Regions from separate parts of the Mus musculus genome. Here all the other regions are linked to region 3. The links are chromatin loops, found by intact Hi-C in ENCODE. Cell type or tissue: left cerebral cortex. All regions are shown on one strand. Links, peaks and the distances in the headings refer to the core of each region. The heading gives the core; the rest is flanking DNA.

Evidence for each region. A loop is a pair of places that touch in the nucleus more often than their neighbours do. Peaks named below come from ENCODE experiments on the same cell type or tissue, not always from the same donor. Only the 100,000 strongest peaks of a DNase experiment are listed, where the experiment ranks them.
Region 1: a loop joins it to region 3, with 2.6 times the contacts of the local background. A loop is called at or near these places in 4 of 42 quality-filtered maps.
Region 2: a loop joins it to region 3, with 11 times the contacts of the local background. A loop is called at or near these places in 3 of 42 quality-filtered maps.

What each region holds. Positions count from the first base shown.
Region 1 is chr6:24,659,783-24,670,173 of GRCm38, forward strand. Wasl (WASP like actin nucleation promoting factor) reads right to left here and starts at 5,213. Exons shown (of 11, transcript NM_028459.2): 1 at 4,754-5,213. The coding sequence starts at 4,861. In left cerebral cortex, for the core only: CTCF peaks have their summits at 4,399 and 5,149; DNase peaks (open chromatin) are centred at 3,899, 4,481 and 5,297; H3K4me3 peaks cover 3,757 bases; H3K27ac peaks cover 2,232 bases.
Region 2 is chr6:25,010,907-25,021,297 of GRCm38, forward strand. No RefSeq gene overlaps it. Among named protein-coding and RNA genes, the nearest start is that of Gm38777, 17 kb to the right of the region's middle. In left cerebral cortex, for the core only: no CTCF peak of the experiment used is centred there; DNase peaks (open chromatin) are centred at 5,698 and 6,868; H3K27ac peaks cover 378 bases.
Region 3 is chr6:24,949,503-24,959,893 of GRCm38, forward strand. Tmem229a (transmembrane protein 229A) reads right to left here and starts at 6,623. Exons shown (of 1, transcript NM_177013.3): 1 at 1,639-6,623. The coding sequence starts at 6,251. The coding sequence ends at 5,136. In left cerebral cortex, for the core only: a CTCF peak has its summit at 5,792; DNase peaks (open chromatin) are centred at 5,770, 6,038, 6,619, 6,920 and 1 more place; H3K4me3 peaks cover 4,030 bases; H3K27ac peaks cover 2,286 bases.

The sequences.
Region 1 (10,391 bases), core at 1,140-9,139, 290 kb before region 3:
TCTATAGATCTAGATGCGACAGTTGGGAAATGTGCCCACTCTACAGAACAAAGTAGGCTCTAATCTTCCCTTCTGTCATAATTTGGTCCTTATCTTCTTCCCACCACAGAGGAGGGCACTTTTCATGGTTGTATATTCCTAATCCAGTGAATTTTAGCTTTCTTTCCTCATTGCTCAAAGTGAAAGGCATATCCTACTTTATTCTACCACCCTTCCCTTAATTATTGCAGGCCATCATCAAGAAGATATTAGCTTAGCAGGGGAATGAAACCACTTTGCTTAATGAAGAAACTGAACTCAGGTAATAGTATCTGTCAAGAATATGAAGTTTTTCACAACTTGATCAAGCAGTGAGAAATGCTGACTAGGCTCCTAAGACTGAATCTAATGACCAATTATAATTATTCAATCAAGAAGTATGTGGCCGGGCGTGGTGGCGCACGCCTTTGATCCCAGCACTTGGAGGCAGAGGCAGGCGGGTTTCTGAGTTCAAGGCCAGCCTGGTCTACAGAGCGAGTTCCAGGACAGCCAGGACTACACAGAGAAACCCTGTCTCGAAAAACCAAAAAAAAAAAAAAAAAAAAAAAAAAAAAAAAATTATGCAATGTGAAAATTATAGAAAAATACCAAGATGTTAGGTCCATCTCCTAGAACTGCATACAAAGTGAGGAAACACAATTTAACTAATGAAGATGAGTAATAAAAACAGGGGCTGAGGAAGTAAAAGAAATTAAGGCAAAACTCTTCCTGATTAAGAAAAGAATCTAGCAATCACTAATAGTTAAAAACAAAACAAGGAAATAAACCAAGCAAACAGGTGAGTATGGCAGGGGAAAAGAAGGCCAATCCTCACCAGTCTCAAACCATTCAGAAAGGGGGCTAGACACAAGTGGCCACAGGTTTTACTTTCCACGCTCCTTACTGGGAACTACATATATGAAACTCCACATGGATGAAGAAGGGTGAATGCGCACGTGCCTTACACAAGTTAGCTATTACTCCACCTGAAAGTCAGCAGTCCCTTAACATAAGGTAAGTGAATCTTGCTCTTGAAGTGTATGAGACTATCCTTCCAGGGAGTGATACCACTACAACTATTAACTCCATGCCAGTTATAACACATACTCACTTATTACATTTCACTTTAAATGAAATCCTAATTTCCATAAAGTCTACTTATTGAAACTATACCATAGCAACAGATTTCTAAGAGTCATTTCTTCCATAAAACGAATTATTTCCAGAAGATGAGAAATGTATGTGCCTACATACTTCTCTGCTCTCCTTTAATGTCGGCCTTTGCTGCAGTTCCCTTGCCTCACCCTCTACATCTAAGTGGGACTTAATCATTCTAAGAGTCCTTTGAATTCTCTACCTATAAACTGCTTTAGTTCAGGCTCATTATTATTTTACAGGGGCATCTACAAACACCTTCGGGATGTCCTATGTCATCCCTCTCACAATCCATAGTTCATTTCTACACTGCCTTCACCTTACCCAAGTATCCTGTCAAAGTGAGCCCTGACCTGTATGTGGCTCACCACTAACAATGCTTCCTCAACTGTACCTGTCTCTTAGTTATGGAATGTGCCTTGACATCTTAAGACAAAGAACTGCTGCAGTCAAAGAACTTGTTTTAACTTTAACTCACAAAACTCAAACTCCAGCAAAAGAAAGCCTATGATTGTCAATGTGGCATCCAATGTTTCCAATGGGACAATTCTAGAATTACCCACAGAAATAAACTTCTACTCTCAAATTGTAGTATACATTCAAATCTTCCCACTAACCTGGATTTAAAAAAAAAAAAAATCAAGCTCTACCTCAGACCTAGGAAACCTAATTATCAAGAAATTGAACCTACCCACACATGTCTAATATTTCTACAGTGATTCCAATATATACATGAATGTGGAAATACAGGCAGAATCCCTGTTCCCTAGCAAACTCTTATTTTCCAAGTCCTTTCTTGTCATTTATCAACCTAGTTAGCACCTGTTAATCTTGCTCAGATGTTGCCCACTCTATCAAACTTTCCCTTTACTCTCCCATCACCCAATAGTTCTCCATCTGTTTCTAAGAAGTTTTCAGAGATTTAGATATACTCCCTACCAGCATGACCACTACATGAGACAGCATTCTAACTTTACAGGTAGGAAAAGCAAAGACAGAGCAGGAAAGTAAAGAGGCTTGTTCAAATTGACCCGGAGCTTAAACCCACACTGCCTGACTAGACTACAAAGCTATCTTGTCGGTCTTGTAAAGGACTGACTGACTGACTGACTCATCAGTTTACGTGTTGTTTCCCTCTTCAAACACCAAGTTCCCTGAGGGCAAGCATCAATTTTGATTTTTGACCTCAACATCCAATTACCCAATGCAGGTTTGTTCGATGAAAGAAGGAATGAAGAACTTACTTAAAATCTGGCACCATATAATGGTTTCATTTCTTAACTTTGTAGATAGAGCTCTCAATGTATCTGCTTATTATATTTGTTCTGACCTGTAAATTTGCTGCTTGATTTATGAGAATGCATTTATTTCACTGTTGCTTTAAACTACAAAACAAACAAACAAACAAAACAAAACAAACAAAAAAACCCTCTGAGCAAAGCCTATTAGGATTATTCCATAACACCAATTTTACATTGCTCTCTATTAAGCCAAAGGCTTCATATTTTACAGTAATTTTCACAAGAAAGCAACAACAATGTGGTTTTAAGTTACTGCAATTCAAAAGGTAAAGTTGATTAATAATATATGATGTAAAGAAATTGAGCACTGACTACTTGTAACCATTTCAGTAACCCACTTATGCTTACAGTGAGCCGTGTTATCTTTGTCTATCGAAATATACTCCCACATCTGTCATTTCCTTGAAACCCTGGGTAAACACTACAGTAAGCTCTGAGCAACGCATATACTAGAACACAAATGAATGTCTGCCATGCCTGAAGTTCACGGGCCTGGTATGTGAACACAGTGAGCTACTTAATGTTTGATAGACTGTACACTAAAGGTACTAGACCAGCAAAGATGACCTCTACCCTGCTTGCAGGCAGCTCATATTAAAATAAAAATAAAATAAAAAGATTTCCCTAAACTGAAAATTATGCAAAAATTAATGCTGCTTTAAGAAATTTACATTTTATTTCTATTAATTTTATGTAAAAAATGAAGTAGTTATTCCTTTAACACCACTTTGAGAGACAAATCAATAAGGGGAACAAAATCCTCACCAAACAACATGATGTAGTGGAAAGTACAAAGTAACTGGGCATATAGTTCCAGTTACATTCCTAAATTACTATGTGACTTGGGGCCAAGAGCTCCATTTTCTCATTTGTTTAAAGAACTATAGAGGACAGACTTGGTTCATCTTTAAAGTAAATTTTCTCCCAAACTCTTTTTCTTCTTTTTTTGAACCACTGTTTTCTACTTTAGTCAGTGAACGCAGTGTTCTTTAAAGTCTAAATTTTAGAACAAGAAATACATCTTAAGTCCGATGGAATGATTTGGTTTCCCAAAGTCGATATGAACAGTCAGATCATGAAGTTAACAATTAATCTGGTAACTTTCCAGAAACTGTCTCCTCTTAACTTCTTCAGCAGGTGTAGTCTGATTCTGACATCTCCAACATTGCCAAGGGAGGATATGAAATGGTTCAGCTCGGCTGAAACTTCTCTGGGTGTTTCCTGGGTTCCAGAGGCACAGGCTCTGTGAGAGCTAGCAAACACGGCAGAAAGGGAGCCGGCTAGCATTCCAACAATCCCCCTTTCAACTCAGTCACCTCAGGAAGATCAAGATAAGGCCTTCACCCAGAGAACCTCCCCACCCCAGAAAGGCCTGCAGCCAACGTAATGAATGCTTCCGTCAATAACACCCATTCCCCTTCCCACAGAACTGCTTGCTCCCAATCCGCCATCTGGGGTTGGAATGGGCCTCCTCACAGCACCAAACTCAGAACCACTTTTGATCCCAAAGGCCGTGAGCTATTAGAAACTGTCGCTTCCCTACGCATGGCTTGGGAGCGAACAGCACCCTACACCCCACCCCACAACGCCAGGGAGGAAAAGAAAAACCCACAGTGGGGCGGAGAGCAGAAACTAGGCCTAGTTTCTGCTGGAGAAATAAACCCCGTTTTTGTTTTTTTGTTTTTGTTTTTTGCAATTGGGAGCAGGCGCATTTCCTGCCCTTGCTCTGATCCTAAGTGTCCATGAACCTGCACTGCACTTTATTCTCTCCCGGAATCCTTAAGGCGGACCGAAAATCCAATTCGCTTCTTTCCCCATCTATTCATTCCTAAAACCTCTAGCATTGTTAAAGAAGATAACCCAGATCCAGAAGTGGGAAGTGAAGCAAGGGCCAATGCTGGGATCCTGTCCTGAGATCTTAAGCTGCTGATGCACGAACAAAATCCCCTTGTGGTCTAGAGTAAAGTTTGAACCTGCAGCAAGGGCACGGACCCGGCCCGGCCCGGCGGACCTGGGCTACTGGGCAGGCCTATGGAGGTGACACTCCCTTGTTCTCCAGCAGCTGGGGGAGGTGGCTCCGGGCCGGGCAGGCCTGCACCCGGAGAGCTGGGTGAGGGGAGCCCCAGGGCCCGGGAGGCTGGAGGCCTGGCCCGCAGCAGCACCCCAGCCGTGCCGAGCCTGCCCCCCTTCTCCCTCCTACCCTTGAGTCCCGTTCCCCCCCAGCCCGAACCCGCCAGTAGACGTTGGGGGGTGGCGACAGGGGGGTCTCGGCTACTGACCACACATTTCTTGCCGAGGAAGGAGAAGAGAGACTCGTTCTCTTGCGGGGTGAGCAGCAGGGAGCCCACGTTGGTGACCCTCCGCGGGGGCTGCTGGCCCGAGCTCATGGTGTCGCCGGTGGGGTGGAGCGTCCAGGGTCGTCACTTCTGGCGGCGGGCGAGCACTCGGGTCCCACTCTGGGTGACAGGGGCGCGAGCCGGCGGTCACAGCCGCAGCATCCCGTCGTCGCTCCTCCGGCGCGCGGAGGCCGAGGGAAGGAGATGACGGCGGGCGCCCTCGGGCCGCGCGCCGACAGGGAAGCTCCGGGCTCCCGCCCTGCTCAGCTCCGGCTGGATGGTCGTTGTCCTAGCACTCCGGCGGCTGCGCTAAACTCCCTACTCCTCCAGTCCTCTGGCGGCGGCGGCGGCAGCGGCGGCGGCGGCAGCCGCACAATCCAACATGGCAGCGGGGGCGGGCGAGACCACGGGACGCGGGACGCGGGGGAGAGCGCCGGAAACTCGGCAAGGCGGGACACCCCCTCGGTTGCTGCGTGCCGGGGCGTGTCCTACCCAGGCCCCGCCCCTTCCGGAAGCGGCAAGGCTCATCCCGGTTGAGGTCTTGTTGCAGGCTAGTCGCCCCCACCAATGACCACCGCGCGCGTGCGCAGACTCAGAGCGAGGCAGGGCTGGCGGGTCTCCTACACTGACTGCCGAGCCGGACGCCCCCTTGCAGCAGCGCCCACCTTTGCGGAGCGTCGGGTCCGCGTAGCCAGTGTTTGTTAGGCATCGAAGCGAGACTCTCAGGCCGCCTGTCAGGGAGATCTAGTTTAGCTGGAGAGAAAGGTCGGCCGGCGTAGTTTCGGTCAGAGCCGCAGGTGCCTCGGGTTTCTGGATCTTAGTCCCGGCCGCCAACGGGGCGTGGAGGGACATTGCTAAGATCAGGATAGACATCTTCAGAGATGTCAAAAACAGAATCGCAAAAGGCGTCCACCACCCGCCTGGCGGATCTCGTGGGATAGGTGTGTGTAGTTTTTTCCTTGCCTTGTGAATTGGAAACTACCCCTCTCAATCTTTCTCTATCTCAAGTTGGAAGCACCTTGTCTCTTTAATTCAGGATGAATGCACGCGTTTGGGAATGTCGTGTAGGAATACACCTTACCTCTTTTTTCCTTACGAGTTAATTTCATGGCTCTGTATTCTAGGTGCAGGGACCTAGGGCCTGGTGCATACTCAGCCAGCTGAGCAATATTCCCAGCAGAAGTAAATAATGAGAATTCATTACTGTGTTTCATAATATTAAAGGTTAGTATAAAATCATTGGTTGAAAACTAAAAAGCTTTAATTTAAAAAAATTGGAATATAGAGATGATAAACCAGATTACAGCGAATTCTATAAAATGTACATCCTACTATTAACATTAATCATACAACGTATCACATAAGTTGTACTAACGATGTTTGCTAATTACCTAGTTCTAATTAAACAGTTGCATATTCAACTTTTATGACAAACTCTGGTAAATTTCTGATAGCTCTCAATACATTGATAAACTATTACCGACGAACTGAAAACAAAGCTGTAAAGCTGCCTATAATGCACATAATGAAATTGGGTGATGAAGAGCAAGCCTACAACAGAGGATGTGCGAATATACTCTTAGGAGTTCTCACATAGTATATGGATATCTCAAATTATGTTAATGTTAACGGAAAAGATAATCTTTAAAAGTGGCAAAACTTTTTAAAATAGTAGGTTTGTGAAAGGCACCATTTGAAGTACAAGAAATGTTTGAACCGTGGGGCTAAGAAACCTGGAAGATGAGTCAGTTTATGATTTGTTAAAAATGCACCTCTTATCAACTGAAAGCATGGTGACAGCCAAGATCATCACAAGTTCTTGAGAAATGTTTCAGCCCTGACATTTTCAAACTCGAACACTTCCTTATCCAAAAACATAGGCTGCGGTTGGTTCAAGGTTGAAGTTCCAGTTAGACGGTTGTTTAAATACATCCGGGAATTGCTTCTCTGTCTCAGGTTCCTCATCTGTAAAATAAAATCACTGTTTCATGGAGGTAGTATAGTGGAACTTGGGACAGTTAGACCTACTTTAAAAATGTAGAGAGAAAACCATGTGCTAGTGTACCTGATACACAGTGAGTACCCACGGCCTGTCTCCCTTTTCACCATCTTTGCTAGTGGTCTGCTATGTATATCTTTGTCTTAGAGGATCAAGTATTGAAGCATGTATTTTTACATCTATTTTATATAAGCCTGATTTTTCAAAAACCTTTAATTCACAGCCTTACACAATTCTCAAATCTATGTCCATGAGTTTAGAACATATTCTTTTTCTTAGTGATCAGGCTACAGATTTTGCCAGATTGTTTTAGTCCATTTTGCTAAAGTAACCAAACTGCTAATATTATAATTGTAGACAGGCCTGTTAATTAGTAAAATCCAAGAAGCTAGATAGGACCTAGACCAGAGAATGACTGCTTAATGTGCACAAGGTCCTGGATTCTATTCTCTCTCATTTCTCTCTCATTTCTCTCTCTCTCTCTCTCTCTCTCTCTCTCTCTCTCTCTCTCTCATGTGAGTGCACGAGAGTGCATGCAAGAGCACGCGCGCGCACGCGCGCGCACACACACACACACACACACACACCACAAACAACAAAGCCCAAAAAAGCAATTAAAACTATTTTAAGAATGTGTGTAGGGAGGTGGCATAGGAGGGGTTGGAGGAAGGATGCCTGGGTGGGGCTGGAGGGAGGGCAGGGGGAAAGTGATGTAATTTTATTTTCATTTTAAAATGTACACAAAATTAGAATGAACATTTTTTAAACTAAAAATACCAGCTCTCACTGACCACCAAACTGCTTTGAAAATAGATATGAGAGAAACAAAAAAAACCAAAAAACTGTGGCCTGGTATGTGTTTCCAGACCTCTTAGGAGAGACCGATTGGGTTCCAGTCTACTAGCCTGTGCTTCTTTGAATTGTCTGCTCTTTTCCTCCTCAAGAAATCTCGAGGCCTTACCTCAGTACAGCTTTCACTCACTGCTGTCTGTTTTCTTTAGACTTGAAGATTAAAAAATGTCATTATCATAATGCTTTTTCCTTAATCCCAATTTATTTATTTATGTCTTCCACAAATCTTAAATATAGTGCCTTGTCCACAAAACTTCAGCTTGAGTTCTTATTTCTAGCCTCCCCACCCCCACCTCAGGGCTTTCCCCAATACCTTGATAGTCATAAAGCAAGAAAATGTAAGTGTGAACATTTCGTTGGAAATAAGACTTCCTTATGCATTTGAACGCGTGAAGAACAAAGTGTTGGGGAAGTTCCTCTCTATTGTACACGAAGGATTCTGCTTTATTCATTCATCCTGGTATCAAGAAGGCTTAGCAATATTTGTTTCAAGAAGCCTAGCCAGTCCCCCTGACTTTTATTCTTGATAGCATAACTCCTCCTGCAGAGCACAAGACAGCATTCACTGTTTTCTTTGGCAAGTCCTTTTCTTATCTCAAATTCTTTTTGCCCAGTTTGAGAGATTGGATATAGTCCAGGAAATAAGCATTTGAGTCTCCTTCAGCTGGATGTTTTGAAGTTCACTAGGCTAAAACAGGTAGGGGTTTTTTTTATCTTCATCTAAAGTACAGCTGCTGTATTAAAAGTCTAGAGATAGAACAAATACAAAAGTAAGTCTTAGATTTCACTTCTCATGTGGTTTCCTTTCCCTATACTAAACTCTCTCCTAGACATTTATTTTCCACTGCTTTCTTTGCTATTATTCTTTAAGGTGAGTGCTTCATTTTGACAGAAAACCTTATAGTAACGTATTTATGGAAGTGAGGGGATATTTTCAGGTGTCACCCATACTACCATGACCACACTTCCCATTTTATTTCTTTACAGTTGTCATTGTGGATGTACAGGTCCTCTGAAATGTATTACTTCCCTGGTTAATGTTAGTAAATTAAAATATAGTGACACCCTTCTCTATGGGAGAATTGGTAATAGCATCACACAGAGTTCCATGGCAGTCAGCCATTGGAGCCAAAATTGCTGGTACTGATGATGCCCAGCTGTGGGAGAACTGATTTATAGAGACAAAGCAAGAGGTTCTGGATGCTGCAGGGATGAATACCGCTTCTTTCACTGCAGCATCTAAGTTTCATGGGTGTAAACTGTCCACATTATAAAATATGTGCACATTTTTATGTAAGCACTGTGTAAATTGGGAACTTGAGGATTTGTTCTAGTAAATATTTTTCTAGTTAAATGTGGAGTGTTTTATTTGTTATCAAAAATAAAGCTGACAAACTTCTTTTCTCCTGTTTCCATTCATTTTAAGTACAAGTCGTTTTCTGGGTTCTGTGTAAAGAGTTGATAGGTTATCTGCAACCCATTCACACTCCTCATTGATTTTAGTGGGAAATTGAATTCTTATTCAATGTTAGTGAATTACCTATGATAGCTATTGCAACTCTCAGGTCTAGTCCCCAGATACCTAATACGTACTCACACTCAAGAAGTAATTGGTGGTACTAGGCATGCTATGGCTCTCAGGATAGTGTTTATCTGTTCCAGCTGCTGGTCTTTAACTTCACTGAATATTCAGTAGCTATTACTTTAGTTATTCCAAATGAGAGAGCAGAGACATTATAATGAGAATTAGTTCTTCATTATAATGTACTCCAGATCAGTTTATTGGTGAGTAAGCAAATGGGTTCATAGATAATGTAAAGATGCCATATCTCTACATAGCTTCACTGATACATTGCTTTTTATTAAATGAGATGGTCTCCTCTACATTTAACTTAAAATTACTTTGTATTTTTAATGTTTTTTATTACTTGACACTTTCATACCATGTATTTTGATTAATATTCACCCCTCCCCCAACTTTGTCCATATATTTCTACCTCCCTTTCATACCCACCCAACTTTGTGTCCTTTTTAAAGTTTTTTTTTTAATCCCACCAATACCAAATTTTGCTGCCCAAATATTCTTAGATGTGTGGTTTTTCCACCCATGCATAATCAACTTACCAAGAACTACATTCTTAAATTCTCCCAGCAGCTAACAGTTGCTGACAGCTCAATGGTTAGGAGTAGGATTTTATGCCTAACACTCAGCTTCATGCTGGGATTTGGCATGGCTTAAGCTTACATAGATTCTGTGCGTGCTGCATTAACTGCTGTAAGTTCATACATGCAGATGTCCTGCTGTCCAAATATACAGCTTTCTTGTCATCTGCTATCTCTGGCTATTACACTCCTCCCATCCCTTCTAGCATAGTGATGCCAGCATTAAGAAGAGGTGGGGGATGAGTGTTCTGGAGTTTCTTATTTCTGGCACTTTGACAAGTTGGAGATCTCCATGTTAATCACCATCTACCATAAGTAGAAGCTTCTCCAATGAGGGTTGAGAGATAAAGTATCTAAGTGTAAATATAAGTCATTAGGAATTGTCTAATATTATATCTACCTAGCAAAATAATAATAATAGAAGATTTACCCTTAATGCCTATGGCTTATGTAGTAGCTATAAGCTCCTGGTCCAGTGAAGGTATCAGGTATGGAATTCATCTCATGTAGTGGACTTTAAATCCAGTCACAAAGTGGTTAGTTACTCCCATGATTTGGTGCCATTAT
Region 2 (10,391 bases), core at 780-8,779, 61 kb after region 3:
TTTATTAACTATTGATACCTAGTATTAAATTCCTAAGCATTTGTTCACATGACACAATACTTTTTGCTACCCTTTTAGGCTATGCTATTCAGCAGATAGGCAAAGTGGGTCTGTTCCCATGACTTTCTTCTTTTTTCTTTAAGATTTTAATGTTATTATTTCTATCAGGCTTCTGTCGTCTCTGTTTAACACTAACTTTATTTTCTCTAAGTTTTTGACATTTTAAGTGAGATTCTGACTTTGTTCTCTAAAGTGTCTTATTTAAGACATCATAGAAGTCCAAACCTTTTCTCGTACACGTTACAAAAGTTTTAAATAGTAACTTCAAAGTGAAAATCTAGGAGAAATAATTCTTTTATTTATTTTCTTGTTTATCCTTCTAACTTAAAGGATTGTTGACATAAGAGGATCTTCTAAGAATTCTCTGTTACTCTTTCATCTCATAGGTAAGAGAAGATCAGGCCTAGGCTACTGTTCTGATTTAATTAGATTTTGAGATCACAAAATACTTTTGTGCTTAAATTGAAGTTCAGTGTAAATTTCACTAAAGAATATTCTGTCTTGTGGTGCTTTGAATAAAAATGGCCACTACATGCTCATATATTTGAGTGCTTAGTCAGGGAGAGGCACTACTTAAAAGATTAGACAGATTGTGAGGTATGGACTTGTTGGAGAAGATGTGGCTTTGTCAGAGGAAATGTGTCACTAGAATTGAGATTTGAGATTTCAAAAGCCTGCACTTGTTCTCACTACTTGTGGATTAGGATATTTCTCAGCTACTTTCTAGCATAATCCCTCCTTGCTGCCATGCCTCCTGCCATGATGATAATGGACTAAGCCCCCAATTATATGCTATTTTTTCTTTAAGAGTTGTCTTGGTCATCATGTTTCTTTTCAGCAATAGAATAGTGACTAAGACATGTCTAGTGTCCTTATCTCTACTGTGTTTCCTTTTATCCTGTCCTGACAACTCTGATTTTCTCCATGAGGTCTAAGCTGCTTCCAGGCTCTTTCTCCACTTTCCCATTCCCTGTTCATTCTGTGATACATCTCATCTCAGGTCACCCTATCCATGTATCCTTACCCTGCTTCTTCCACAGAGATTACTCTGAAGTTTTGTCTGACTTCTCACATACTAACTACAGAGGACACTTTTCAGTTCTTACATTTCCTGGCATGCAGAACATTTGGAAACAATACATCTAGAAAAATATATGTCATTTATTCTAGTAGCTTCAAATGACAGATATGAAGACCAGAGGCTGGAGGTGGAAGACATTCTTTCTAGTTGATGGAAAACAAACGGAGTTTTTGGCAGGAGATTCTACACTGTTTTTCTGACCATTTCTCTTTTAGGATAAACAAATGAAAACTTACGATACTAAAAGTGGAAAGTTTTCACTAAGACATTATGGTAAATTATGATATGTTCTATGTGTCTATGGAGCCTCGTTTGTGAACTTCATAATAGCTAGTTGCTTTTGAAAGTTATGACCATAATCCTAGAACTTGAAGGAGGATGGGGTTTGGATGGAGTATCATCCCCTCTCACAGTATTTGTGACCATCTTAAGTTACCAATGCTGATATACTTCCATGAGTGGACTTTATTTGCTCAAAGCCACAGCATCAGAAGGTGCCTCATGCAACTGTGATCTGTCAGAGAGCCAGAAAAATCTCTGCTGGAAGAGGAAGCAAGTCTCTTCTTTGCTTCCTTCCACCACGAGAAAGCTGCTACCTGTGATCTTTGCTCAGGCCAGATTGTATCCCTTCCTGTTAAAAATGAAGCACGTTTAAGCTTCACACCCATCTGCTGTTTCTCAGATTCTGGAATTAGGTCAGTGTTTAAACTTAGAGAACCCCATGATGTAAAACATCTAGAATCCTTGGAGCCACACCAAGCCTCACACCCTTGAAATATTCTTCCTAGATTTTACTGATACTGTGTGGTCAATCTGACCTGGGAACTTCCCAGGACTTGCTTGTGTAATCAATTGTGTCACATATTAAATATCTTGAAGCTGATTTCTATTTATTTTCCCTGGAATATATATGTCTTTGACTACTTAGATGGTCATTCCCATGAAAAATTTGGAGCCCTTCCAACTAGAGTAATGAATGTAATTAATTTGCTTACCATCCCTACATCTTAATTTCTCCCTCTCTCCAGTGGGATTACTTCCTGCCTCAGAGAGCTGTGGTGAGAATTTCAGGTTTATAACTGGTTGCTTACCACATGGCAGGCATACAGCACACAGTGTTTCCTTTTCTACCAGTCTCCTGTTTCTCCTTTTTTTTTTTTTTTCTTTCTTTCCCCTTTCTCCTTCCCCTTCACTGCACTAGTGGCTGGGTCACTTTTGATAGATGCTTTATTTAAAATCTCACTGAGTGAGTGAGCATAACGACAGCAGATTAAAGCAGACACTTGTTTTGCATGGCGACTTTGAAGCTTTGGGGATCAGCTAGATTTTATGGTTCAGCTGACCGTGTACTTTATGCAATGTTTTCAGATGACACAATGAATTATTAATTCTAATTAGAGGTGGCAAGCTGGAGACTTGGATTTGTGCCCAGAGAATGGCTTTGCCACATTTGTAGACATATGGTCACCTAGACAGTACATGCACATTGTGTACATGAACCCAAGAAAACTTTACAGTGTTTGTTGACATTCTGCATTTCCTTTGTTTCTCTACTATTGAATGATTTCAACGTTCTCTCTGTGTGTTTTATTTTTAAATTAACATGGGTTTTTATTTTCACTGATGCTCAACTGAACATTACTGCCAGGTGAGCAAGACAAAAGATCCAACATGACTTGTAGGATAGTTTCATTAAGTGTAAGGTTAAGGCTGTCAATAGACTGTAGCTTCATAGCATTTTGAAACTCTTTCCTGGGAGCCTAGTTTTGTCTCTGATCATGTTTACAGAATGAATGCTGTCTCTTAGGTTTGAGCAGACTGTTTTACAGAATACAAAAATCCCAGCTACTTGGTACCATAGCACCATCTTTGCCATTTTTCTGGCTTTCAAATCCCTGATTCTGAAATTCTCAGTGGAGTGAATCACTAGCTAAAGTGAATTTTGTGTTTAGTCCTGTCTGATTTTAAGGCAAAGCTACAGATCTAATTGCAGCAGGGAAGATTTAAAAGCCATAAAAGTCTTCTTAAGTATGTCTAGATGGCCACAGGTTGTTTAAAAATTAATGCCATCTAAAAGTATTTTCCTCTTTTCTAATAATGTAGGTCAGGAGATCTAAGTTAGAAGGACACGCGCTGTGACTGCTGAAGCTGATTCAGATGTGTTTAGAATAAAACATGGAACAGGCCTGTAAACAGTTTTAGCTTGGTTTAAATTGTTCCTTAAGCTGATTTCTTTTTTTTTTAATATTTTTATTAGGTATTTTCCTCATTTACATTTCCAATGCTATCCCAAAAGTCCCCCAAAAAGTAGGGAAAAGCCTCAAAGATATGGGTACAGGGGAAAAGTTCCTGAATAGAACAGCAATGGCTTGTGCTGTAAGATCGAGAATCGATAAATGGGACCTCATAAAGTTGCAAAGCTTCTGCAAGGCAAAAGACACCGTCAACAAGACAAAAAGACCACCAACAGATTGGGAAAGGATCTTTACCTATCCTAAATCAGATAGGGGACTAATATCCAATATATAAAGAACTCAAGAAGGTGGACTCCAGAAAATCAAATAACCCCATTAAAAAATGGAGCTCAGAGCTGAACAAAGAATTCTCACCTGAGGAATACCGAATGGCAGAGAAGCACCTGAAAAAAATGCTCAACATCCTTAATCATCAGGGAAATGCAAATCAAAACAACCCTGAGATTCCACCTCACACCAGTCAGAATGGCTAAGATCAAAAATTCAGGTGACAAGCAGATGCTGTCGAGGATGTGGAGAAAGACGAACACTTCCATTGTTGGTGGGATTGCAAGCTTGTACAACCACTCTGGAAATCAGTCTGGAGGTTCCTCAGAAAATTGGACATAGTACTACCGGAGGATCCTGCAATACCTCTCCTGGGCATCCAGGAGAGGTTCCAACCGGTAAGAAGGACATGCTCCACTATGTTCATAGCAGCCTTAAGCTGATTTCTTGCTGTGGAGCACGGCAGCAACTATCAAATGCTACGCTAAGATGAGGCCTGTTTCTTCTCATTCCTTCCATAGTACACTGGACTGTTTAATGGACAGGATCTGAGATGTGACTTGGATGAAAAGAGGCTCAGACAGAGACTTTAGCAACTTCTGTGGGAAAGACAACAGGATCATAGCATGGAAGAGTTGAGTAGTGACAGCCTGAGAAAAATTGAAGGATAAGACTTCCTCCAGCTAATTGCAGTCAGAGGAAGGGCCTGGCTTATTGCTAGAAGAGGTGAAGGTGTATCAGAAGGATGTTAGGGAAATGTATGTGAGGCAGGAATTACAGTTTGATTTGGACTCGACTTTAGTCACAGTGAGACTGGATAACCTGTTGGTTGGTTGGTTATGTTCCTTTAGTTGCAGCATGATGGAATCAGGCCATTTAAGCCATCAGCTATAAGGGTTATGTCATATGCTCCTAGTATGAAGTAATGCTTGTACCATGTTCTCATGTATATAATAAGAGCCTTCCCTAAATATCTAAATACATCTGAGGAAATACTTAGTGCTGTTTTATGAAAATTGATAGAACTAGCTTTCAATTTCTGATATTCTAATTCAAAGTTGACTAGTATTTATGTCCATGTTGTTAGTCTCAATATTCTGGCTTCAAGTAACCCTCCTGCCTTGGCCTCCCAAGGAGCTGGAGCCATCTGTACTTTCTACTTCACTAGGATCAACATAATTGAAAATTATTTTCAGAGACATGTTACAAAACTTTAAAATATACATGCTTTATGATTAAAATATAGTCTTGAAGCTATTAACAATAATGAGTTTAATGTGACTTCAATGTTCTATTTTTGATATTGTTGTTATTGTTGTTTGGATGTTGTTGTTGTTATTGTTGTTTTGAGACATGGTTTCTGCTGTGTACCCTTTGTTGTCTTGGAAATTGCTCTGTAGACCAGTCTGGACTCAATTTTGTAGGGATTGGCCTGCCTGTGTTTCCCAAGTGCTGGGATCAAGGGCATACATTGCCATAGCCCCCCCCCCCCTCTCTCTCTCTCTCTCTCTCTCTCTCTCTCTCTATATATATATATATATATATATATATATATATATATATATATATATATAAAATGTTTACTTATTCTTGTATTAAAAGCTATAATTTTTGTTTTCACCAAAAAGTGATAATAGAAAACAAAAAACATATTAGTATACTGTATACTAGGGAATTTCAACACAATCTCTTTTTCTTATAGTTATTAAATTCTTTTTGTTTCTGTTCTGCTTTTTTAAATATTTCTCACATTATATTCATATATCATTCTCTGTTTTTTCATATGGTATGAGTATACATTAAACATTTAGCCTTAACTTAGCAAGGAAATTCGGATCCTCAAGTGATAAAAATGAATTAATTATGTAATTGACTCAAAAGTGATCTGAAAAACTTGTAGAGATCTATAGGAAGAGAACATATGGAAGATGCTAGAAAAAGTCACAGTTAGGATCTTAGACTGGAGATTTGGCAGCTGGCAGTGCTATTTGTACAGATGGAGAGAAGTGATGTGTCTTCTAATTGATGAACAAAAGTATTCAATGGCCAACAATTCAAAGACGAACCTAACTTTTTTTTTTTTGTGGTGGTCTTTGGCCTTTGGAGGAAGCACCATGTGCCCAGACTAGAACAATTCATTAAAATGAAATATGTATATTTATACGTGGAATTATGTGTTTTATAAGTTGTAACGTAGTTCCTATAGTGAGATCCCTGTGGCTTTTCAGGCATCCTCATTGTTTATTCTACCTTCCTCTCTCCTTCTTCTATATTTACCTCCATCCCCTCCATAAAGAACCTCCAATTCCCATTTCCCTGATCAGATTACTTATATCCCGCTACTGCCCTCCATTACCAAGCAAAATGGAGGGTTGTGGAGCACAGTCCCAATGGGTTACATTTACAAAACCTTTTTGAAGCTAGGGCTTAGAGAACATTACAGAAGTGTGCAAGAAAGACTGTATGAGTCAGAGCATCAAGGAGTTTTCTGTGAGAGTGTGTCTTCTAGTAATATCACAAGCTATACTCATAAAGTTTCTCCAACACATTTGACCAGTGTGAGCTAAACATGGATGACACAAATGAGCATATCAAAGTAGATTTAAAAGTCCCTCAACTCTACATATAAAGAACTGAGGAGTACTGGGAGTAGCAGATGTGGTCTTCCTCAGAGAAGAACACACCAACTTGTTGATCAATGTCAAGTGGTCAGCCCTAAAAATATACACCCATTTAACATTATACATACTGAACAGATTAGATGTGTGAATATATAGGTATATAAACATATATGTGTGTGCAATAACAATTAGTAAGAAATGAGGCTGTCCATTTGAATGAGAGTTAGGAGGGTTATGTGGAAGGGTTCAGAGGGATGCAAGAGAAGGGAGAAGTGTTGTAATTATAATTTCAAAAATAAAAAAGAAATTTAAAGATTATACATATCCAATATACTAAAACATTCCAGTTGATTAAAGAGGATGTATAACTCATCATCTCAGCTTCATTAGACATTTTCCAGTGCACTGAGAGAGGAAATGAGAAAGGCACTGGTCCTAAAGAATGTGCTGGTTATTTAGCGTCTCCAGGCTCCTTATGGCTATACTTTTGAACACAAGTTTATCTGAGTTGATTAAGTTTCAGTGCTACTGAAGGAGTGCCACTGGGAGTAGGGCAGAGTTTTTCAGAGTTTGGTTCTTTTATTACACTGTAGAATTAAGAAGAAGGAACAGTGAGTGACCTGAAATTCAATGAGAGGATGTGGCAGTCTCAGTGAAAAGATTCAGTTAGTTCACAGGAGAAGGAAAATAGAAAGGATGTTTTCTACTGAAATAAACACTTAAGATTACAAAGGCATTAGCACACTTTGAAATGTTATGATTAGAGTTAATACCTTGAAGGCTCATTGAAAACTAGAACAACCAAAAAGGAATTTAGAAGCTAAAAGTAAAGGCAGTAAGACATTCTAAATCTTTCCAGGAAAACGGGGACAGAGAGCAAATCATTGTAAGTCATGTGATGCTCTCTACACAATTAGAAAGCTGTCTGCAGTAGAGAAGGTGACCGAGAAGAACTTTGAGAACCTCAGTGAGAGGTTGAACCATGGGACATCTCAATGTCTCCTCCCCTAGCCTGCAAGCCTAAGGAGTGCAAAGCTTACCTGGGTGATACTTGTGTTTAGGAACAGAAATGATTGGGAGAATGTTAACTCAGAATAGAAATTCAGATTTAAAGGAAATAAGAAAAGCGTTTATTCTGAGTCAATTATGAATGACCATGGCTTAGGGAAAAATGATCTCTTATTCTGAGTGCTTTGCTCCACCCTGTAAATGAGTATAATCACATTTTGTGAGCAAAACAAAAGTGAAAGGCATGAATAAATTCATTTAAATGCATTGTCCATGTTAGGTCAGCAGGTCACAGCAAAGCCAGATCTGCCCTATCATACTGTATGTTATCCCCATGGAACTCTTGGCTCTGGAGAGGGTAGATATCTGTTAGGCTTAACAGTACACTGGAAAGTCTTACCAAACATTTGGGGGAAGTTAGTTCAAATACAAAGATCAAAAATAACTATTTTCCAAAAGGCTTAAGAGAGTCCAAGGTAATTTTGTCTCCACCACCATTTTTCCTCTCTCCGTAGTCATAAACTTCTACCCAGGCAACGTCAAATAGTTTAGTGCCTTTACAAAGTGTGGCTGACCTAGAGAACTTTCATCTTTACAGTGGGCACAATGATAGGGAACCATTTTAAACTAAACTTCTCCATGTCATCAAGTTTTACCTGCCTGGAAAATACAGTTTGAATGTGTTTGGAAGTTTGACAAGAAGACCATTTATAACTTAGCAGATATTCTAGTAGCTATTTAATGTAACAAAATTATATACAAAACAAGTTTTAGTATAATCATATACAGTGACACGAATGTTAGCACTGTTAGAAGAAGGCACTTAACTATATGTAAGTGAATGATTTGTCTCCAAAAGACTGTATTCATTACATTGCCTATCTTCTACTGATGGCTGTGGTCTGGAGGTTCCCACAAATCATCTGCTAAAACGTAATCCCCATGGTGGATGGAGCCATTCGAGAGTTGAATAGTGTCTTATGAAAAGCTGGAAGGGACATGTCTACTCTGCCCCCAATCCCTCTTATTTGCCTTTTACCACACAAGAACACAATAGTCTTTCTGTTTTAAGAATGCACACAAGAGCCAGTTTGAAAGCAGAGATAGGTCTTTATTAGATATCAAACTTGTGGGCCCCTGGTTTGGACTTCTAGCCCCCCAAACTGTAAGAAATTAAGTTTTTACTAGAGTTATTAAAAGGATATAGTTCATTACAGTGAAGGAGGCATGGTAGCAGGGACACAAGGCACATTGTCACATTGCTGCTACTGTCAGGAAAACAAATGGACAAGTACATTGGATCATGATATTAAGACTCAAAACCCCACCCAGGGACCAACCACCAACAAGGGTGCATTTCATAAAGTTTTCATGGCCTACTAACTAGCACCTCCATCTGAAGACCCAGTGTTCTGACACATGAACCTATGGCAGATAGTCTATAGTCAACTTAGTACACCTGGTATTGTGTTATAGCCACATATACGGACAAAGACGTTGATGGCCAGTCTGGCCAGTAGTCAGGTCACTATGCTGAGTCTCTACTTCTTCTCTCTTACACTCTAAGTTGTCCCGTGTGAGCCAGTACTTTCATGACCACACACCGATATCTGCCTCTCTGTCACATCTTCATGAGCATTAAACTTAGGTACCCAGATACATACTTCATTACTCTTTAAAGATATCGTAGAGGCAACTCAAGCTTGACATGTAAAAACAAAACCCACAATTTAACCCTTTCCATCCCTCTTACTAATTTTATTACGCCCGCGTTGCTGCTCTGTGAGACCTTTGTATAATTTCATATGTTATCTCTATTCTATACCATATCTGTGTATTTCTGATTGTCATTCCTTTAAATTTAGTAATTTCTAAGGTCTATACAGCTTAGAATCAGCTCTTGCCCAGGTGTGGGAACATTAAAAACAAATATACTAACTAAGATAATTACAGATAAGAACTCAGCACTGTGCTGGGCATTTAGCCATTTATATGTAGTCAAAGCTCTGTCCAGGAGATGGCGCTCAGAGTGTACTTTTGCTGTTAGTTTTTAATACTGAGGAATATTTCACACAACTATGTTTTCTTACACAGATGCTTTAATAGGGGTAAGCTGTTATGTGTTCTGCCATTCTTGATAGGCTTCTGAGTTATTAAGACTTTACTAGATGACTCTGTTGTTTTTCAGATGAAGTAGGTGTTGGAAAAGAAGTCTGTAGTAGAAAGAAAAGTTAGGGTGGGGCAAGAAGTTTTCTGGTGTGAGAGGAGAGGGAGAATTTTAGTTTAAATCTCTTGATAATCACTCCTCTAGAACTGAATAACATTATCAGAGAGGGTGAAGCAAGTTGGAGAGGTGATGGGAAGCATATGCTTTACAACACGACTCAGTGAGCACTCATCATGAGTTATCTGCAGAATAAATAGGCAAGCTGTGTTACTAAAGATGATCAGATACTGCAGTCCTTTCACTTCCCTTGAATAATGGGTGGTACAGGCTAATCCTTTTTCCTCAGAATGACAAAACCAAGCTAAGTAAACCCAAGTATTTTTGTGCTTGCCAAACAAAAAATGTGGAGTGAATAGGTTACAGTGGGCTGTCAATCCAAGCTTCTCTCTTAATAAGCACAGACGGAGTGTCCTCTGGTAGGTTAAGTTATAGACCCCTTTCCTCAAACTAGTTCATCGATAGTTTTTCTGGGCTTCCTTTATCAATTTTGGCTGACTCTAAGGATCACTGGGGAGAACTTTAAGGCACCTGTGCCCTCCCTACTCAGAACAACCGGCGAGGATCAATAGGAGAGCAAGCAGGGATGCTAGCAGGGAATACAGATCACAACTTGTGGGTGAATGGGAACAGAGAGTTTCATGGTCGAGAAGTCATCCAATTCAATGTGTCATTGTCTTTGAGGTTCCTTAAAGTTGCAGGAAATTGTCACAAACAGAAAGGAGGAGGTGGAGGAAAGGGGAGGAGCAATCTGTGAGTATAGCTGGAGTAGAGTTGAGGGAGAGGAAGATGAAAGGGAGGAGCTGGAAGCAAAATAATCTTGTGAGTTGACTCAGCTGGTCAAATCACTTACTGCTCAAATGTGATGATTTATA
Region 3 (10,391 bases), core at 1,561-9,560:
AAGTTGAACAGGGGATTTCACTAGGTGATATGTTATAGGCTTACAGAGTTCAAATATTTTTCTAGTTTTAACCATGTGGAGATCTCAGTGACTCATGAAGGGTTCTTATATTTAGCCTGCTACTTTACTTGTAGCCAAGGTGATTTTATTTTCAAAATAATCATATTCTGAAATCCTGCAAGCCTTTCGTCATTTGAATAATAAAGTCATCGTATGACAAAAAAAAATTAAACATAGGAATTCTCAATGAAGGGATAAGATTTTTTGTTTTTTGTTTTCTTTGTTTTTTCGAGACAGGGTTTCTCTGTGTAGCCCTGGCCGTCCTGGAACTCACTCTGTAGACCAGGCTGGCCTCGAACTCAGAAATCCGCCTGCCTCTGCCTCCCAAGTGCTGGCATTAAAGGTATGTGCCACCACTGCCAGGCAGAATTTCTTAAAAGAGGAAGAGGAGTTAGAGGAAGAAGAGGAAGAAGAGGAAGATAAAGAGGAGGAAGAGAAGGAGTCATATATGCAATGAATGGCAAGCTATTGGCTCCTAATGTTTTGGAAGCCTGCTTCTTTTATGGTTAGAGAATGAACGTTGTATAAAAGACTGAATGCTTTAAGGGGCATAGTTTCTTTCAAAGTTTAAATCTTCGTAATCATAGTAAACATACATTAGTTTCCAGCTGGGAAAATTGTTTCATGTAAAGTTTCACATTCTAAGGGGGCTTTAGAGGTGAGATGAAAATTAGCCTTTTCTCTACCTTGGGGACTGGTTCTTCCTGCTCCACCCTCCCTGCCCAGTAATCTCGCAAAGATCATTTTGAAATTAAGACAAATATTATCCATATTTACATTTTTCCTACCTTATGAGAAAGCGTTTTCACCAGCCATCTTTCTCTCCACACACCACAGAGTGTTTTGCAATCTGGGTTGCTTGTGACTGGAATTAAGTGCCTGAGTGATGGCCTGTTGCCACAGTGTGAAAAGTTGAATGAAGCCAGGTCTAGCCAGGTCTAATGAATAGGCTCCATTAGATACACAGACTATCACTACTTTTGTTCCTTCCTCTGCTACCAATTCTACTAGAAGAAAAAAAAGTCCTGGGAACACAACAGAACCTCCTGTACTACCACCTCTCATGACACTACAAAGTAGGTGTTCATGTGTCGGTTGGAGGGAGGCAAAAGGACACTGTATTTTTTTTTAATTTAATATTATTTACTTTTCTTAGGTAAAGAAAAAGTATACCTCTGGTAAGTACTGTCGTGTACACTAAATTAATTGACAAGGTAAAGAGTTGCAATGTCCTTGAATGGAAACCCTGGCTTTATTCCAGTGGCAGCTATTTCATCACCTCTGCTTACTAAGTATTTCATGAATGCACCTTGGCTTCAGATAGATATACACATACTTGGTGAACCTTCAAAGTGGAAGATGGGCCAAACCCACCCACAAAACCCTCTTCCATCCTTCTCAAACAGGTCTGCCAAACTGACGGAGACCATTTTGTTAGAAGTTAGGATTAGACAATTAGGTATGTTTCTCCAACAACAAAACAGGGCATATCTTTCCAAACTGTGTGTCTTGCCAAGTTGCAGTATGAACTGTCAATTATTAAAAGGCAACATAATAAAGTACACAGAACAACGGAAATGCTTGAAGTAATGCAATGTGTTTAGCAACTTTATTGGGGTTTCTCTTTGATATCCGGACTTCTGTATCTATTGTTAACATCAAAATTCAAGAGCTTATATTCCTCTTTAGATTCACAGAAATTAATAGAATTGATTTAAAATGTCAAGTACTTCTAAAAAGAAAGCTCAACATTGTATATATTAAGCACACTTGTTCCTTTTATGTTTTCCCATTAAGAGTGTATTTTCTCAGCAGAACTCTGAATAAATGTCTTTTTAAAAATGGGTCCTTTTAAAAGGCAGGATATCCTTATGTGCCCTACAGTGACCTCAAACCTGCAATCCTCCTGCCGCAGTAGCTTCAGTACGAGGATTAGGGTGGTGTGCTACCACAGTTGGCTAACACTGTTCTCAGTTTGAGTGTGTTTAGTTCTTACAATGATATCTGCTTTAAGTATAATATTTAATGTATAACAGTGATTAATTTTATGTGTATTCATACCTTGTGATATGACCTACTTTGCTTCTTAGCATATTAGTTTTACATTTATATGTTGTGGATAATTTTAGCTTATAGGATGAGCTTCCTTTCAGAGCACTGATTAAATATAAAGGCATTATATTTAAATGTAAAAGAAGGCTGATTGTCAGTTATTTATCCTGATATTAATTAATTTGTTATGTACCTTATACTAAAGGAGCAACATGAATCTTTTGCAACAACAACATCTGCTGTCTATACAGTTGTCTGTGCATCTCTAACAGTCAAGGGAAGTGCAGTCCAGACAAGATCTAAATCACTGAGGCCATTAGACCGAGGCACAATCAAGCTGCTGTTAAAAACAAACTGAGGAGTCCAGCATCCATTAATTCAAATATATGCTCAAAAGCTATGTATCTTGGGTAGTTATTGAATCTATTTGGGCTTTAGTTTTATTGCCTTCATCTATAAAATCAGGGTTATTGTAAGTTTAAGTGAATATATACACATATATGAATATGTACTTAAAATATATACTGTATGTATATTCACTTAAGGCATAGTATATAAGAATGTGTTCTCAATTTGATATCTATATAATACATATACATAAACACTTTAGGGAAGTTTTGTCAGATAGCAAATGCTTTTTAAATATTAACTATCATACTGTCTTATCATTTCCATCTCTAAACTATTAATAATAACAAAGTTAAATGATCTGATGTTTTTCTTTTCCTGAAGGTTCAAAGATCATAGCAAAAAGTCTCCTTTAAGAAGTGGAGCAAACACGAAATGAGAAGCCCTAAAACAGCACACTGAGTTACCAGGCAGGTTAATCGTTTCCTGAATACACAACTAGCAATCTGCAGAACTGGCAGAGGGGCTGGTAATTGGGTTAATTTTTAAGAATTATAGATCATAGTATTCCTGGGACAGGACTGATGAGAGTTACAACTCCAACTACCGGTCACCAACACCAACAGTCTTGAACAACACCAAGACCAATCATTAAACTTAAATAAGTTTAATGAGTGAAAACTTTGCTCTGTCCTTCTGATAGGAGTAATATTAAAAGGAGACTGAAATGGCGTGTGTCCCTACACGGGGTTTTTCAGTCAGAGAAGGCTAGTGGGCTCCTCTGTAGCTCTGAATGCAGCAGAGGGAGGAAGTGAGTGCGGATAATTTAATAAGCATTTCAGTAGCCATGGGGCTGACTCGACCAACCTTCCCAGGAATGTGGGATGTGTAGCCGTGATACACTAAACTCAGACTCCCATGCACGTGTCATGTTTGAAGTACAAATACCTTGCCCAGTGTCTAGGCATCTACCTAGATATTTTTCCCTCAAGCATTTTCAGAAACCTTAAACCTGTGACAAACTGTCATAAGAACAAAACAAAACAAACAAACAAACAAAACCACCCCCACCCCCCAAAAAACCAACATCAACAACAACAACAACAACAAAAACCAAACAACTTATGAGAAACCTTTGGCAGACATAAAGCCTTTTAAATTTTGGCCAATGAAAAGAATTAGTTGGCCATCATCCATCTCACAGGTGCAGTTGACTATATAGCAATACTTATAATTTAGCGCAGGGGATAGGTGGATATAACACTGTCAGAACTGTGTCTCACATCACATGTAAAATACACATTCTTTTCTATTTTCATAGCAACATTTTTTTTTCTCTTGAAACAAAAACATCCCTTTTTACAGCACAGGCAAGAGGAAGATTTAAACTCATTAAGAAACTTTCTAAGTTTTCCTGATTATCTTTGTACTGAAAGCTGAGAGGTTATTATTCATCCTTGGCTGAGCTGCTCTCGGTCCTACTTGCTCGGTCCTGAATACAATAAAACAACAAACACCCTCAGAGTACATTATTAATCAATTAGATATCATTTCTTAGAGTGGCTTCCATCATCTCATTTAACTTTGAAGCTTTTAGACATTAATTAATCATAAGCTGTCAAAAAGCTATCATGGATTAATACTGTGCATTACTGCATCAGCCTGACACCAAATTCTGGGTCTGAAAGAAAAAAAAAAAAAAAGAGAGAGAGAGAGAAGGCAGACTGTGGGAGAAATATGGATAAAACCCCATCAGTAAGTAGAGAAACCAATTAGGCCTGATGTAATTAGAGGGAGAATTCAGATTCATTTTATTCCAAAGTACTGTTTCTATATTTGAAACTCTGTGTAGAAAAGGGTCCTTAGAGTTAGAACATGATTGAAGGTGGTCTAATTTCATTCGGCCCTGGGATCTATAGGGTAAACAGGAAAGTTATTGCACAGTTACAAAAGTTTTGATAACACCATGGTCTGATTAATGTTAACACGCATTGTGTTTAAGGCTAGCCAACATTGGAAAGCGATCATTTCCAAGATGGTGATCAAATATCTCAACACAGTGTCACCTGTTGGGGTTCACAGGAAAGACTTCCTCATGTCAAAATGAGTTCACGGGATGTTTTCCCACTTGCCAGCTTCCTCTCATCTGCACGCTGGACAGAGGCACTTTTATAGCTGTGGACTAGAGTTTCTGAAGGACAAGACACGGAGTTTCAGCCACCACTGGTAAACATAGCAAGAAGGTAAAAGGAAACTGCATTGAAAGGAAAGCCAACAGATCATTACATCAGAAACTTGTAGAAGTCACTGTTCTCTGGTCTGAAAACTTCCATGAAGGAACAGAAAAACACGTAGCTATCACTCACCGAGGTCAAGTGACTACTACCCGTTCCTGATGTTAAGGTCCAGTGGTTTTGCTGTTTGGCCTCGTAAAGTTTAAATTGTTGATGAGTTAAATATTCTGAGTTATTTTTGAGTAACATTTCAAAGTACTGAACTTTACATAGAGATTCCAAGCAGTGCAGACAACTAAAATGTCAAGCACATATTGGCAGAGTTTGGTAAAGTGTATAAAACTTAAAAGACAGAAAGCAAAACCACCTTGTTTAAAATGTGTAAAAATAAATTGCATCGCTTTTCAGATTCCAATACTTCCTTTTTTGTCCCCTCTAATCTTAGTTCGTTGGGACATACTGCACCCGCCACAACACGTTGGACAGGAGGTCCTGGTACACACTAAGAAATAGCCAGCCAGGTAAATACATCAAGGTGATGAGGCCCATGAAATTAAGAGGATAGTGAGAATAGTCCCAGGAACAGGCCCCGCACATTCGAAGTCCCAGACCCCAGGAAAACTCCCACGCATAGATGAAGATCACATAGATGGGCACCCGCTTCCACGTGCCCCAGCCACGGCTGTAGTGAAGGTGGAAGTAGAGTTTTTCCACCACGAAACTACAACTTCCGTACATGAAGAAAGACCAGAGGGATGTGTGGCCACTGCTGGCCCTGTCCCCCTGCCCCAGCACATTGAAGAAGAAGGTGAAGAAGATCTCATCCAGAAAGCCATGCATTCCGAAGAAAAGGAAGCGGAGGAGGTCGGGCAGTCCCTGGGTAGGAGATCGTTCTGTGCCCCTTGCGCCACCCGGTCCTCGTCGCTGGCCACCAGCCTCCCAAAGGATCTGGGCGTCCCGGGCTGCGGGTAGCGTGTCCCTGGTGTGCTGGTCGCGCCGCCGCGGGTACCGCAAACACAAGAAGCGCTTCAGGAACACTTGGCCGTGGTAGAGCGCGAGCACGTACTGCAGCGCCAGGTCGAGCGCCCCCAGCGCCGGCGCTGCCGCGCCCCCCGGCCCGCCGCCTAGGCTGAGCCGTAGCGCCTGGCCAGCCAGGGTCTGCAGCCCGACGTGCGCAGAGGGGTAAAGCAGGAAATTGAAGAGGAAGGCGCTGGGGCAGCGCGGCCGCTGCAGGTAGAGCTGCTCCAGGGCGAAGTGGGTGAGCGAGTGCAGGAGGCAGCGGTAGGGTGAAGAGAAACCCAGCATCCGCAGATCCAGGCTGCGGGCGAAGCGCCTGGCAGAGGATACCAGCACGTCCAGGGTGATGCCGTGCATCCCGTAGAAGTAGAGGCGCATCCAGGCGGGCAGCGCGCCGCGCTCGGCCGGAGCTTCAGCAGCGGACAGCGGCTCAGGGCAGCTGGCGGCCGCCTGGCTACGCAGTCCGCCGGTGGCCCCGGGTCTCCGGGTCGCGCCGTCCCTCGGTGATGGCCCCTCACTCGCCACATCGCTGCCCGCCATTGGCTACCCGGGCACCCGGGGCCCAGCCGCCTAGCCTCGAACCGATTCCCCGCCCCGGGGGACGAGGAGGGGCGCACGTAGCTTCGATCGGATCGGGGTCTCCCAGCGCTCGGGAGACTCGCAGGTCGCCCGGGACGCGAGGAGTCCTCGTGCCTTGGTCCTGGCCCGCCCTCTTCTCCAGTCCAGGGTGAGATGTTGCTCACCCGCGCTCGGGAATCACCCTGCGCGGCCTAAGGAGTGGCGCGGCCGGGCAAGGGGAGGCGATGCCGGGGCTGTGGGGAAGAGAGCCGAGGCTGGTGGCAGCTCCATCCCCTCCGCGGCTCAGCCCCGCCGCCTCTGCTGCAGGCTCAGGGAGCGTTACGCGAGCGGAGATCGCCCTTCCCCCGGCCCTTCCCATACCCCTCTCCGCCCGGCTCGACCTCTCCCGCCTTCCCGGGCCCCCGCCCCGCCCAGCCTCCCGCGCCGGGTCTCACAGGGGTCTGCCCCGAAAGGCGAAGAGCGCCGCCCGGGTCCCCTTTGGCCATCTCTGCAGCCCTGGGCAAGTGCTGCAGGGGGTTCCCGCTGGGTTGGTGGCAGGAGGGGAGAAGCCCCTAACAGGTGTGAAGGCTAACTGTGGGGCATTCCCGGTATCGTGGAAACCAGGGCCAGGCCTTGGCTGGCGGAGACAAATGGCCTGGTGCCACTAGCCGGAGGCCGGGCCCGGGCCCAAACTGTGGTGCTGTATATTTAATGTCCTTATGCAAAGCCAGCTGTGTCCCAGTCACAGCGTGTTAACCGGAGACTCCAAGCCTGCCTTCCTGCTCAGAGCAGCCTGCATCTGAATGCCGACCCCCTCCCCCCCCTTCCCCGCCCGGAACCCCCCTGACTGATCCTCCTTTTCAGTCTTTGCCTAGGCTAGTTTACTCAGGGCCAAGCCCAGCAGTATTTAAAAAAACAAAAAACAAAAAAACAAAAAGACTTGAGGCCAGTGTAGCTGTAGCTGAGTTGTGTCCTGGCTACAGTGGGATGGTGGGGGTAGAGGTGTCCCCTACCAAAGACAGCATGCTTGCTAAAACTGGTGCAGACTAGTGCTGTGTGTGTGTGTGTGTGTGTGTTGTGGTGTGTGTGTGGGGTGTGTGTGTGTGTGTGTGTGTGTGTGTGTGTGTGGTGTGTGTGTGTGGTGTGTGTGTGTGTGCGCGCGTGGTGTGTGTGTGTGGGTGGGGTGTGTGTGTGTGTGTGTGTGTGTGTGTGTGTGTGTGTGGTGTGTGTGTGTGTGTGTGTGTGTGTGGGGTGTGTGTGTGTGTGTGTGTGTGTGTGTGTGTGTGTGTGGTGTGTGTGTGTGTGTGTGTGTGTGTGTGTGTGCGCGCGTGTGGTGTGTGTGTGTGTGTGTGTGTGTGTGTGTGTGTGTGTGTTCTTGCAGAACTAGGTCATTTCAAATACGGAGTGTAAAGGAAAGCCGAGCTTTTTTTCTTTTCCTGTCTTTTTCTTTTTCTCCCCCATCCCCTGCTCTTTCAGGCCTTGGCCTCATTCACTCCTTAGTCCCCCTCCTGGCTTCCTGTCCCTTTTCTCTCCTCCTTCTTCCCTCTCTGTCCTCTGTCAGGTAGAGGGGATGGAGGGATATTAGAAATAAGTTATACTTTTATGCCCCTCTCCTGTTCATGTATAAGAAGAAACTAGGTAATAATTTTACTCTGTCCAGAAGTTCAAATCTTCCTTGGATAAAAAGCTTTATGAAGACATATGTTCTTTGGGAGGACATACTCTGGTAGATCTCCCATATTGAAGCAACCGCGTTCCTGTCTATTTTCTTACTCATTTTACCCATTTAAACTACTGTCTATGGTAGCCATGTTGCCTATGAGTTAGCTAAGAGAGTAAGATGAGAACACATATTGTTTTGTCTGAAGTCAGAGCTTTTTTCCCAGCTTTGCTAGCAACTTATTTCTTCTGCTGACTTCCAGGTTGTCACACCAAGGTAACAGGCTCAAAGCAGCTGTGAGCCCTGGGTAACTAAATTCCCTAGTACCCAGAAGAGAAAAAAGAGGAAAAAGGCAGTAAGTCTCTCTCTCTCTCTCTCTCTCTCTCTCTCTCTCTCTCTCTCTCTCTGTCTCTGTCTCTCTCTGTCTCTCTGCTTCTTTCTGTGTCACTGTGTCTCTGTCTGTCTCTGTCTGTCTCTGTCTGTCTCTGTGTCTCTCTCTCTGTATCTCTCTGTCCCTGTTTTTATCTCTGTCTCTGTCTCTCTCTCTCTTTCTTACTTTTTCAAGACAGAGTTACTCTGTATAACAACATTGGCTGTCCTAGAATCCCCTTTGTAGACTTGGCTGGCTTCGAACTCACACAGACCTGCCTGCCTCTGCAACCACCACTGACAGGCTTTTGAATAATGCATTTTAAAAAATGTGCACTGGTGTTTTGTCTGTGTATATGGCACTTTCTCTTTAAAAGATGTACAGTTGGTAGGTATGAGAGAAAAGAACCTGCCAGGCTTGGTGAGGCAGCACTCAGGAGGCAGAGGGAATTCATGTCAGCTCAGACTACATAGTGAGAACTCCTCCCCTTCCCCAGAAAAGTTCAAACTGAAACAAACAAAACACAAAAAAGTAAAAACAAAAGGAAGGACTGAACGGATGTGAAATAACCTATTATTATAAAGGTTAATGATAAATCTTGTGCTTGGCTAGTATGCCCTACAAAGGTCAAACTGCTTTTAACTTATTTTATTCTAGCTCTGAATAACTACACTCTAACTCCAGCTTTGCTGTCAGTCAAGAGGTAGCTCTCATCATAGCTACAGTATATGTCCAGCCATTCAGGTCTGCTAGGTAGAATTTAGATTGTTTTTAATAGTAAATTAAACTTTAAAGATAGAGGTCTTCTAAAGTTTCCTAAGAATGGAAGGGAAACTTGCAGAGTATGTGGGGAAGTCTTTTGTATTAAAAACCCAAGCTTATAAGTGCTATACATATGTTCTAGAGACAAGGTCTGACTTCGACCTTGAAGTCCTGTGTCAATCTACTGAATCCTGTGATTACAGCTTGGTGCCAACACTCCGTTTTTCTAATATTTTCATTTTACCAAATAAAAGGGTTTATATATTTGTATATGTGTTTAATAAAGTGGCAATATACAGAGTGAACAATATAAACTACATGTATACTTTACATGCATGTATGGTTTATACTAAATTTTTAATGGAAGGTATATAGTAAAAAGTTGGGAGCTCACTATTATCTAGTGTGACTTCTGAAAATTTCATTATTCTGGGCCTCATTTTGAAAGTTTCCCATTTTTCTTAAAGTGATACAACATACACATGAGCACATGGAAAGCCAAAATATAAACACAGCTACTATCTATTTCTCCTCCATGTTTCTTTTATATTTTCATTGTGGACTCCATTTTAATAGAATGTGAAAGATACTTTAAAAAGAAAGCACAAAACCCAGTAAGTATGAGAAAATGAGAAAAAGAGAAAAAAATAACCCACGTATACTGCTCTTAGTTCTTTCAATTCAGTGTCTTCTTCAGAAAGTAATTTCTGAAGAGTTAGATAGGGTATTACTCCTTTTAAGCAGAATATCTGAGGCTGAGAAATCTTTAAAGAAAAGACATTTATGTGATTCATGAGTCTGCAGGTCCAAGGACTGACACTGGATTTTGCTGGTCTCTATCAATGCCTCATAGCAGATAGCTACACAGTGGTGAGAGTGTGTGCAGAAGAGATTGTACAGTGAGAAGTATTATATTGTATGAACGAAATTGTGTGGAAGTCAAAGGGATTGACGGGGATTGATAGGTCAGGCTTTCTTATAACAATTCTCTATGAAGGAAAACGCAGCCCAGAAGATCAGCATTAGTGTCTGCTGAAGCTCTCTGATGAACTGCTTACCTTTCAGCATGCTCGTATCCCACCAGTTCCATCATCCCACTATCCACTCACACTCCGGAACAGTCTCCCAATGTGGGAACCTTTGGCCATCACAGGAATGATGTTTTGTTTCTGCTTTATCTTCTCATTCTTTTTTGCTTTAATCGTCTCATTGCTATATTTGCAAATATTTCTTGTTTTAAAACTACGGAAGGGATTTAATGATATTCAAAAATTTTATAATTAAAAATCTCCATGTCATTGTCTCCAAGAACATAAAATCCTTCAAAGCA